Regions from separate parts of the Homo sapiens genome. Here region 1 is linked to region 2. The links are chromatin loops, found by intact Hi-C in ENCODE. Cell type or tissue: ovary. All regions are shown on one strand. Each heading gives the region's core, and the rest is flanking DNA. Links, peaks and the distances in the headings are about the cores only.

What was found. Peaks named below come from ENCODE experiments on the same cell type or tissue, not always from the same donor. Only the 100,000 strongest peaks of a DNase experiment are listed, where the experiment ranks them.
Region 1: it touches region 2 in a loop (6-fold over the local background); 37 of 110 quality-filtered maps call a loop at or near these places.

What each region holds. Positions count from the first base shown.
Region 1 is chrX:109,878,246-109,882,837 of GRCh38, reverse strand. No RefSeq gene overlaps it. Among named protein-coding and RNA genes, the nearest start is that of TMEM164, 120 kb to the left of the region's middle. RefSeq lists an enhancer at 1,862-1,941. In ovary, for the core only: no CTCF peak of the experiment used is centred there; a DNase peak (open chromatin) is centred at 2,026.
Region 2 is chrX:109,483,356-109,487,947 of GRCh38, reverse strand. No RefSeq gene overlaps it. Among named protein-coding and RNA genes, the nearest start is that of GUCY2F, 3.6 kb to the right of the region's middle. In ovary, for the core only: a CTCF peak has its summit at 2,007; a DNase peak (open chromatin) is centred at 2,027.

The DNA.
Region 1 (4,592 bases), core at 886-3,385, 390 kb before region 2:
AAAAAAAAAAAAAAAAAAAAAGGAATTCTAGGCATTTTGAAGAGTGCCTCATTTTTCAAAGGAGAAACCCTCAATTTACAACTCTGCAACATGGGGCATCTCACAACTCATTTTACTCACTGGAGTTTTCTTTCCTTTAATACCCTCATCTAATTTTTTTTTTTTTTTTTTGAGACAGGGTCTTGCTCTGTCACCCAGGCTGAAATGCAGTGTCATGATCATAGCTCACTGTAACCTCTGCTTCCTGGGTTCAAGTGGTCCTCCCACCTCAGCCTCCCAGGTAGCTGGGACCAGAGTTGCATGCCACCACACCCAGCTAATTTTTGTATTTTTTGTAAAGACGGGGTTTCACCCTGTTCCCCAGGCTGATCTCAAACTCCTGGACTCAAGCAATCTGCCCACCTTGGTCTCCCCGATCCCTCTCAATCTTAGGGATCAGCCGCTAAAGGAATACTGTTTTGGTTGAATTTTGCAATCCCTGGGGTGGAGATGAAAGGGTTGGATGGGAAGGGCAAATCTAAGTCAAATAATCGACACAGTCTTTGCTATAGCTATTTCTTCCTATAATTGAAATGAGTGAGTTTTTACTTTTCCCAAAGAACAATTAAAGGAATAGAAAAGCACTAAAATAGTCATTAGTAGATTTGTAAATACTCCCTGTGGTAGGAAAAAAGAACATTTCTGCCATAGATTAATTCCTGTAGTCAGCAAATAGTTATTGAATATTCTCTGTGTGCTGCTCATTGTCCGTAGGTACTGAGGGCACAGCAGTGAGCAAGATTGACAACATTCTGTCCTTGTAGAGTTGATGTTCTAGTAGGGAGAGACTGAAACAATAAACAAGATTATTTTAGATAGTGGAAAGTGCTACGTAGAAAACAAAATAGGGTAATGTGATGGTGGGGATGGGTAATTAGTTTAGATGGAGTGGTCAGGGAAGGCCTCTCAGAGGAGGTACCCTTTGAGCAGAGTCCTGAATAAAAGTGTGTCAGTCAACAAATATTAGTATAGTTATTATATGACTCAGTCATGTAACTCTTACATATATACCCAAGAGAAATGAAAACCTATGCTCATACAAAAACTTGTACACAAATGTTCATAGCAATATTATTCATAATTGTCAAAAAGTGGAAACAACCTAAATGTTCATCAACCAATTAGTGGATAAACAAAATGTGGTATAACCGTACAATGGAATATTATTCCACTACAAAATGGAATGAAGTTGTGCTATAACATGACCTTTGAAACCATTATGCCAGTTGAAATAAACCAGTCACAAAAGGCCATGTATTGTATGATTCCATTTATATGAAATTTCCGGAATAGACAAATTTATGGAGACAGGTAACACATTCATGGTTGGTGAGGAGAAGAGGAATAAGGGGTAATAGCTAAAAGATCTGGGGGTTCTTTTTGGGGTGAAGAAAAGTGTGAAATTAGATAGTGATGATGATTTCACAACTTTGAATATATTAGAAACCATGGGTTTATATACTTTCAAATTGGTGAATTTTATTGTATGTGAATTATATTTCAATAAAGAAATATAAAAATTGGATCATGGGCTGGGCACGGTGGCTCACGCCTGTAATCCCAGCACTTTGTGAGGCCGAGATGGGTGGATCACCTGAGGTCAGGAGTTCAAGACCAGCCTGGCCAACATGGTGAAACCCTGTCTCTACTAAAAATACAAAAATTAGCTGGGCTTGGTGGCTGGCACCTGTAATCCCAGCAACTCAGGAGGCTGAGGCAAGAGAATTGCTTGAACCCAGGAGGCAGAGGTTGCAGTGAGCCAAGATCATGTCACTGCACTCCAACCTGAGCAACACAGCAAGACTCCGTCAAAAAAAAAAAAAAGGATCAGATCATGAATGCCTGAGAAACAGTACTTTGCTACTCATTTCACAGTGACAGAAAAAACATTAAAAAAAAAAAGAGTGAGTCAGTCATATGGTGATGTGAGGGAAAGGGGTTTTAGGCAGAGAGAACAACAAGTGCAAAGGCCCTGACGGTGGGGAGAGCTTGGTTTATTTGAGGAACAGAAAGCAGCTGGGTATGGCTGCTGTTGAGCAAGTGAGGGAGAGGGTGATGAAAGATAAGGTGGGAGAAGTAGGTAAAGACCAGAAAGTATAGGGTTTTTTACACCATTTTAATGAGTTTGGATTTTTTTCTCAACATAGTGAGAAAGCATTGGAGAGTTTCAAGCAAGGGAATTACATGATCTGGTTTAAAAATGTTTAAGATTCCTCTGACTGCCAGGTGGAGAATAGTTTGTGAAGTGGGATAAAAGTAGAGGTGGGTAGAGAAGCTACTGCAGTAGAGAAGCAGGTGGTGTCGGTAGCCTGGACGAAGGAGGTAACAGAGGAGATGGGGAGAAGCAGGTGGATTCAGGACATACTTGGGAGGCAGAATCATCAGGACACACTGACATAGAGTGTGAGGTGGGAGGGAGGGAAAAAGAGAAATTGGGTATAACTTCTAGATTTTTGGTATGAATTACAAATAAATAATTGTTCTTGTTTCAGATATCTTTAGAGCTCTTTTTGGCTATGTGAAAACTTAAGACTGTATCTAGTTATAACTCAGGAATGCAATATGTAGGTCTGTCCTTGTTTCTTTAGTTACTCATTCAGTACTATATTGCAGTTTCACCCTTTGCTCTCTCAAATAATCCAACCTCCATCAATAGCTGTGTGATCATAATAATGAACGGTCTTTTAATCTTAATTTTACACTTCATTGTTATTATGTTATTATTTCCTCCTGCTATTTTCTCTTGCTGCCTACTTATAAACGTGGACTTTCCAGAACATTCTTCACAGAACTTTCTGTGAAGGCCACTGCCTGACCACTTGTGTCTGCCAGTGAGTTCAGCAACGCAGGGTTCCAAGGAGCTACATCAGGCCATTTTTCCTGGGAGTTGCCCATGGCTTTCATCTGTGGTTTTCAATTACTTTTGCTATTCCTCTTTCCATCAGCATAGCTAATTAAGTTGGCTCCAAGTCTCTGGTAAAAAGGTTTTATAATGAAGAAGGAAAATCTGGTCAACTTATTTCATACAATTCAGCTAAAAGGCTGTACACCAGTCACTTAATAAGGTCACGATAATGTATTTTTTCTCTTGTATGCATTTCAGTTTTATAAAGCGTCGGTTTCTAAATTGCTTTTTAAATTAATGAATATTTCTAAATACAACAGACTTCTTGTGAAGAAATCAAGTCAGTAGCATTAACTTAATCTTTGATTTTATTAGTTGTACAGAATCATGCAGTTTCTCATTAAGCTACTTAGAAGGTGCTCACCTTTCTTTCGGGCACTGTTTATCTAAGTCTTGAAAGAGACCCTTTTGCACTCAATGTGTCTGAAATGTGTTTCATTACTTTTCCCTCAAGCCTGATTTCCCCTGTGCCTTCTGTTCTAATAAACAGCACTCCCATCCAACCAATCAACTGAGTCAGAAACCTCCCCCTCATCTCGCACATTTGATCAGTTGCTAAGTCTTTTCACCTACCTCCTAAATGTCCCACTCGTGTGCCCAGCTGTCCATTTCCATTCATCTCCAATGCCACTGCTCTGGCTCAGGCCTCTCTTTTACCTGGAATATTGCAATAGTGTCCTGACAAGCCCCCTCTTCTATTAGTCATCTTCCTCCCCAAGCCATTCTTCCTGCTGCTGTCACAGTGACTTTTCTAAATGCAAATCTGATTTTTAATCTCCTGCCTAAAAGCTTTCAATGGCTCCCTATAGCTTGTTGGATAACATCCAAACCCTTAGCACAGCACACACAGCCTTCCAATATTTGTACTTTGCTCACTTTTCCAACATCACCTTCAACATAGGGAACATAGATATTTCTTATGCTCTAGGTAACTGAGTTACTTACAGCGCCCCTAAATATGTTATGAGTTTTATGTCCCATTGACTTGGTAGATGTTGTTTCTCTGCCCAGAAAAACGCTTTCCTTTTCCTCCTAACCTTATCCCCCAGCAAACTCCTATTCTCTTTCAAGACCAAGCTCCAATGTCTTCTCTGTGAAACTTTCTGAGATCCAATCCTTGGCTCTCATAGAGACTAGGTGCTTAATGAATGCTGATGAACAGGTAAGTGCATAAATTAAAGGTAGCTCATGGGATCAAGGGTGGGCAATATGGCATAAAGGGTTATGAATGAGGACTTCAGGGCATTGAAGGATGTGAGAAGTTCAGCCAGAGAGGTTGGATTAGCGATAGGAAGAGGAGGAAACTTGCAGAGAACAGAGGAATGGACAAAGACAGGTTTATGGTTTCCCTGGTTCAGGGTGACTTTCTTATACTTATTTCTTTCACAAAGTGAAACATGGTTACTACTGAGCTGAAGTTGCTGAAAGAGGAAAGTCACTGAGATAGGCCTTTTATAAAGAGGAAGGAAGATAAAGTCATATTGAGATAGGCATCATTTTTTGTTACAAATTCAGTCAAATGTTTCCACATAGCCCCCAAAAAAGTTCACCCTACAAGCAACTCTAGACGTGTTTATTGTTTTAGTATCTCCTCTTCCTGCTCACATAATGTGGAAAGGTTACTTTTCAACCAAGAAACTTTGGAAAG
Region 2 (4,592 bases), core at 810-3,309:
AAAATACAGAACTGAAACTTTAAGGGAATTACTATCTTTGATGTCACCAGTAGAGCTCTGCCAGAATCAAAAACCTGCTCTTTTCTCCTCTGCAGCTGCTGCAGCTGTTTCTGAATACCTACGGATCTAGATGAAGAGCATCCAATAGCTGTGACCCAGTGATTAGAAACCAGATGGGGACGCTGCTGTTGTTGACTTTGGTGGGGGTAGCACATCACTTCCTCTTGAGACCTAGGAAGGTGGAAAATGAGCACTGCAGAAAACCTCATATATACACATAGTTTTTCAGCCCACTTTTAACTGCCAAACTTCATATGAGTGCATCTACTTGGTGACATCTAATCCACATGGCAAATCTTAGGTACAGAAGATTCCGGGGTGTAATGGAAGTGAAGCAAGCCAATCCATAGTATTAGCACAGTTTATAAGCACTATATAGTATTATTAACTACCTGATTCTGCATAAGACTGTGCAAAGACACTAATTTTGGGGAATCCTCTGTCTACCACTGGACCTTAGAAGCAGGGAAAGAGACAAAGAGAAGATTCACAAAGCAGAAAATGCATATGGCTTATAAAATTATGAGAAAATAATTTTTAAATAACTCAATAGTAATAGAAAAATAGACGTTAATACCAAATATCTTTTTCTGGCCTATACAATTGACAAATGTAAATTTGAGACAATCTGCAGCTGGTGACAGGGCAATAAAATGGACACTTTTATTTTATTGACCATTGGTGAGAGCATAAATTGGTCCAAATATTTTGGAAAGTCATTGGACAATACATGTTAAGAACCATTACTGATATTCATACACTCTGACTCAGTAATTTTACTTCTGGGACTCTATCATAAATTAATAATCCTATTATATTGAAAAGAGGTTTATATTTAATGATATGCATTGTAGCATCATTTATAATAGGGAAAATTTGGAAACAACCTAAGTACTAGAGGAATGATTGAGTACATTTTGGAACATATACAAAATTAAATATTCTGTAGCCATAAAATAATGCATAAGTGAAGTGGTAATAATGTTTACCAGATTCTTTTATTTTAATCCATTGAGCACTACAAGGAAAATGCCTAAGACCTATGAACTTCCCAAGGATCTGCCAAAGGGGTTTGAAGCCTGACAAAAGTTATTGGCTTCAAAATATGAAGATAACTGCAAAATTAAAGTCTATAAATGTCTAAGTAAATGTCAAAAAATGTAACTCATCATTTTTATAGATTATTTCATTTTGTGTTCAGAACAATTTTGACACATTGGAAAAATGGTTGGTTAGATTGTATCAGTTGGTAAGAATTCTTTAGTATATATAATCTCTGCTAAGAAGCATAACTGATAATAAATTTCAAAGGCAAAATTTTAAAATCGTCTCAAATTTTTAGCAAAATATATACTTATTTGACATGGGATATGGGGTGTGTACATGTCAAAGTATATGTGATAAAATGTAGAGTGGAGCTTCTAAAAACAAGAGTGCCATGGGATTAGCATGGTCTAAAGAAATGCCATGTTTTGAGCACCCACCGTGTGCGACACTTAATGTACATCATTCTTTTTAATCCCCACAACAGTGCTGGGAAATAGTTCTGTTTATCATAATTTCTTTCATTTGAGGAAACCTAGGGCTTTAGGGAAATTAAGTAATTAACCTCAGGTCACACAGCTAGGGAATATGGTGATGGGGTTTGAAGGCAGGTCAGCTTGACTCCAAATCCTGTGCCCTTAGTGAGAACATAGGTATGTTTCCATGTCAAATTAAAAAAATAAGTTTACAAAATTGTATACCTGGTTTGAGTATAACTTTGGAAAAATACAGGATTCAATAAAAGCAAAAATTTTTTTCTGTTTTTTACTGTTCTGAATTTTCTAACATAGTTTTACAACAATCAGGCAACCCGTATTAATTTCTAAAAAAAATTGATCTTAGAGGAGTTTGATAATAATGTTAAAATATTGACATCTTGCGGCCGCGTGGTGTCATTACAACCTTGGCTTTACTTTCAGTGTGGGAGCTGACTACTAGAGGGCAGCACTGAGGTTTATTCGGGTCACGTTTTCTGGGCTGAATGTGGCAGAAAGCTGGGTCACTTCTCCACTCAAAACTGAAGAAAAGCAAACTCATTTATAATGCCATAAATACACACACATATATGTCAACAAAATAACGTATACTGTAAATATACAGCGTAATACACTTCAATAACTTCTTTGCATCCTGAAGCAGTATAGCAAAGTTATTCAGCGTCAGGCCCAGGAACTATGCTACCTGAATTTGCATCATGGCTCCACCATGTATCAGCTGTGTGACTTTGGCCAGAGCACATAAACTTCCTGTACTTTATTTTTTTTTTCTGTATCTCTAAAGTGAGAATAAGAATTTTCCCTACCTCTTAGGGATGCTGTGAGAAATAAATGAAGTAAGGCTAACAGTGCCAGTTGAAAGGAGATGCTCAAAAATTGGAAATTATCATTTTGCCTGTTGCCCAAAGCTATTCTACTTTTATGAAACAATATATGCCTTGTTGAGTACTATAAGTATTTGTTTAGTACTATAAGCAGACGGAGAATTTTGTTATTACTACTGAATCAGAAAAATAACTTTCTGTCAGGTAGGGTTAGGTGAAAAATCTAAAGGAAGGTCGAGAATCACAGTTCAGAGCCCTCACTGGAATGAAGCAAAATGTGTAAGTTTGCCTAACATCCTTTCTTGTAGTTTTCCTCTCTCATTCTAATTTATCTTTGTCCATCACCTCCCTTGTTCCCCAGGTTCTCACTTCCCCCAGGACAAGGAGCTACTTGTCCAAGCCTTATTCTGGATGATTAACTAGAAGCACACCATTCTGAATCATTTTTATACCTCATGCCCCAGCCCTGCATCTTAGTCTCCAAAGGAATGCAAGGATCCTAGGCTAATATTATGTAAGGCCATTTCCCATGATGTATGTAATTAGGAGTTCCCTGTAGTGTTTAGTAGTAATATATGTATATATAAAATGTAAAAGCGCTACTTTTTTTCTTTGCAACTAATGTTAAGAGGAAAGCTCAATCGATGTGACTGGCTTCACAGTTTTGTGGAGGGAGAGGGTGCTATTTTGGATTCTTTCATTCCATGGCACCTTAGGGAGTAAAGATCATACAGAGAAGATGAAATTTTGTAAATTGTTAGGCTTTGATATTGGAAACATAGACAGGAACTGATACGAGTTCCAACAACATGTAGTAGAATCCGTGAACATTCTGGTGTTGTAAGTCCATGAGAACACTAAGGTCAATACTTAATCATACAGTGTGCTGATGTTTCTGACATAGCAGTTCTAAAAGGTGTATAGGAATAATTCTTAAGTTTGTACTCGTGAATGGATTTGAAGTATCTGTATAATTTTAGATTCATGAGGACCCCAAATGGTTTTAGATTTCTGTTCTAAAATCATCTTTAATTATACTATAACTAAAACTTAGAGATCTAATGGGAATTCTTGAGTGTATGGATAAATCCAATGACCCCCATACTGTGATTAAGAGGCAGTGGTTAAGAGTCCTGACTCTAAAGCTAGAGTACTTATTTTCACAGATGGCTCCACCAGAAACTAGCTGTATGCGCTTGGGCAAATTACTTAATCTCTTTGTGCCTCAGTTTTTCATCTATAAAATGTGGATGATAATAATACCTACCCCATAGGACAGTTGTGATGATCCATTGAGCTAGTATATGTAAAGTCCGTAGAGCAACAAGTGTTTGTGGAACTCTTAATCAAAAGAAGCAAATTCACTTTAGAAATTTTATTTATGTGCTAATTCCCAGCTACTTCTACCTATAAATTTAGAATCTTATGTCTATTCAGGATTTTGGAACATTCCTTGAATGATGGTCCCTTGAACATCCTAGTCCTCATCAGAACCTTCTCATAAAATCCATACTGGGGTTGCTCATGGCACCATGCAGCACTACATAGAGAATGCTAACTGGGGCCCTCACTTGCACCAGTATTTCCATCAGGTCACCTGAAATTCTACAATTAGGGATTGTTTCCTTTGGGTAGTCACGGTGTGTTTCTGGAGACTCTATTAGAGTGCAAGCAGTCTTTGGAGGGATAGCACAAGGGTGCATTAGTGGAATATATCAAGGATAAACGTGAGCTTTCTTGGAGCCAAATAGTCTTGCGTTTAAATTTTCTGGCTCTATTACTTACTAGAATTAGAGTGTCTGAGTTCAAATTCTGTCTCTACTGACCAGTGGCTGTGTGATTTTTGGTAAGTTACTGTAACCTCTCTGGATGTCTGGGAATTCAAATAGTATCTATCTCGTGGGGTCACTGTGAAGATCTAAGGAGACAGGGCTTCCAAAAATGCCTGTCACATCATTGGCACTCAGTAAGTATGATTATTGCCTAATTTATCTCAGTCTTGGCATCCTCATTTACAAAATGGAAAGAATGGGTAATATCCACCTTCATGGTTGTTGTGAACATAAAGATGTACATATAAGTATAATGTACATATAAAATGCCTGTCATACTTAAATAAAAAACTGATAGATAGTAACAAGTGTTGGTAAGAATGTAGGCAAAAAAG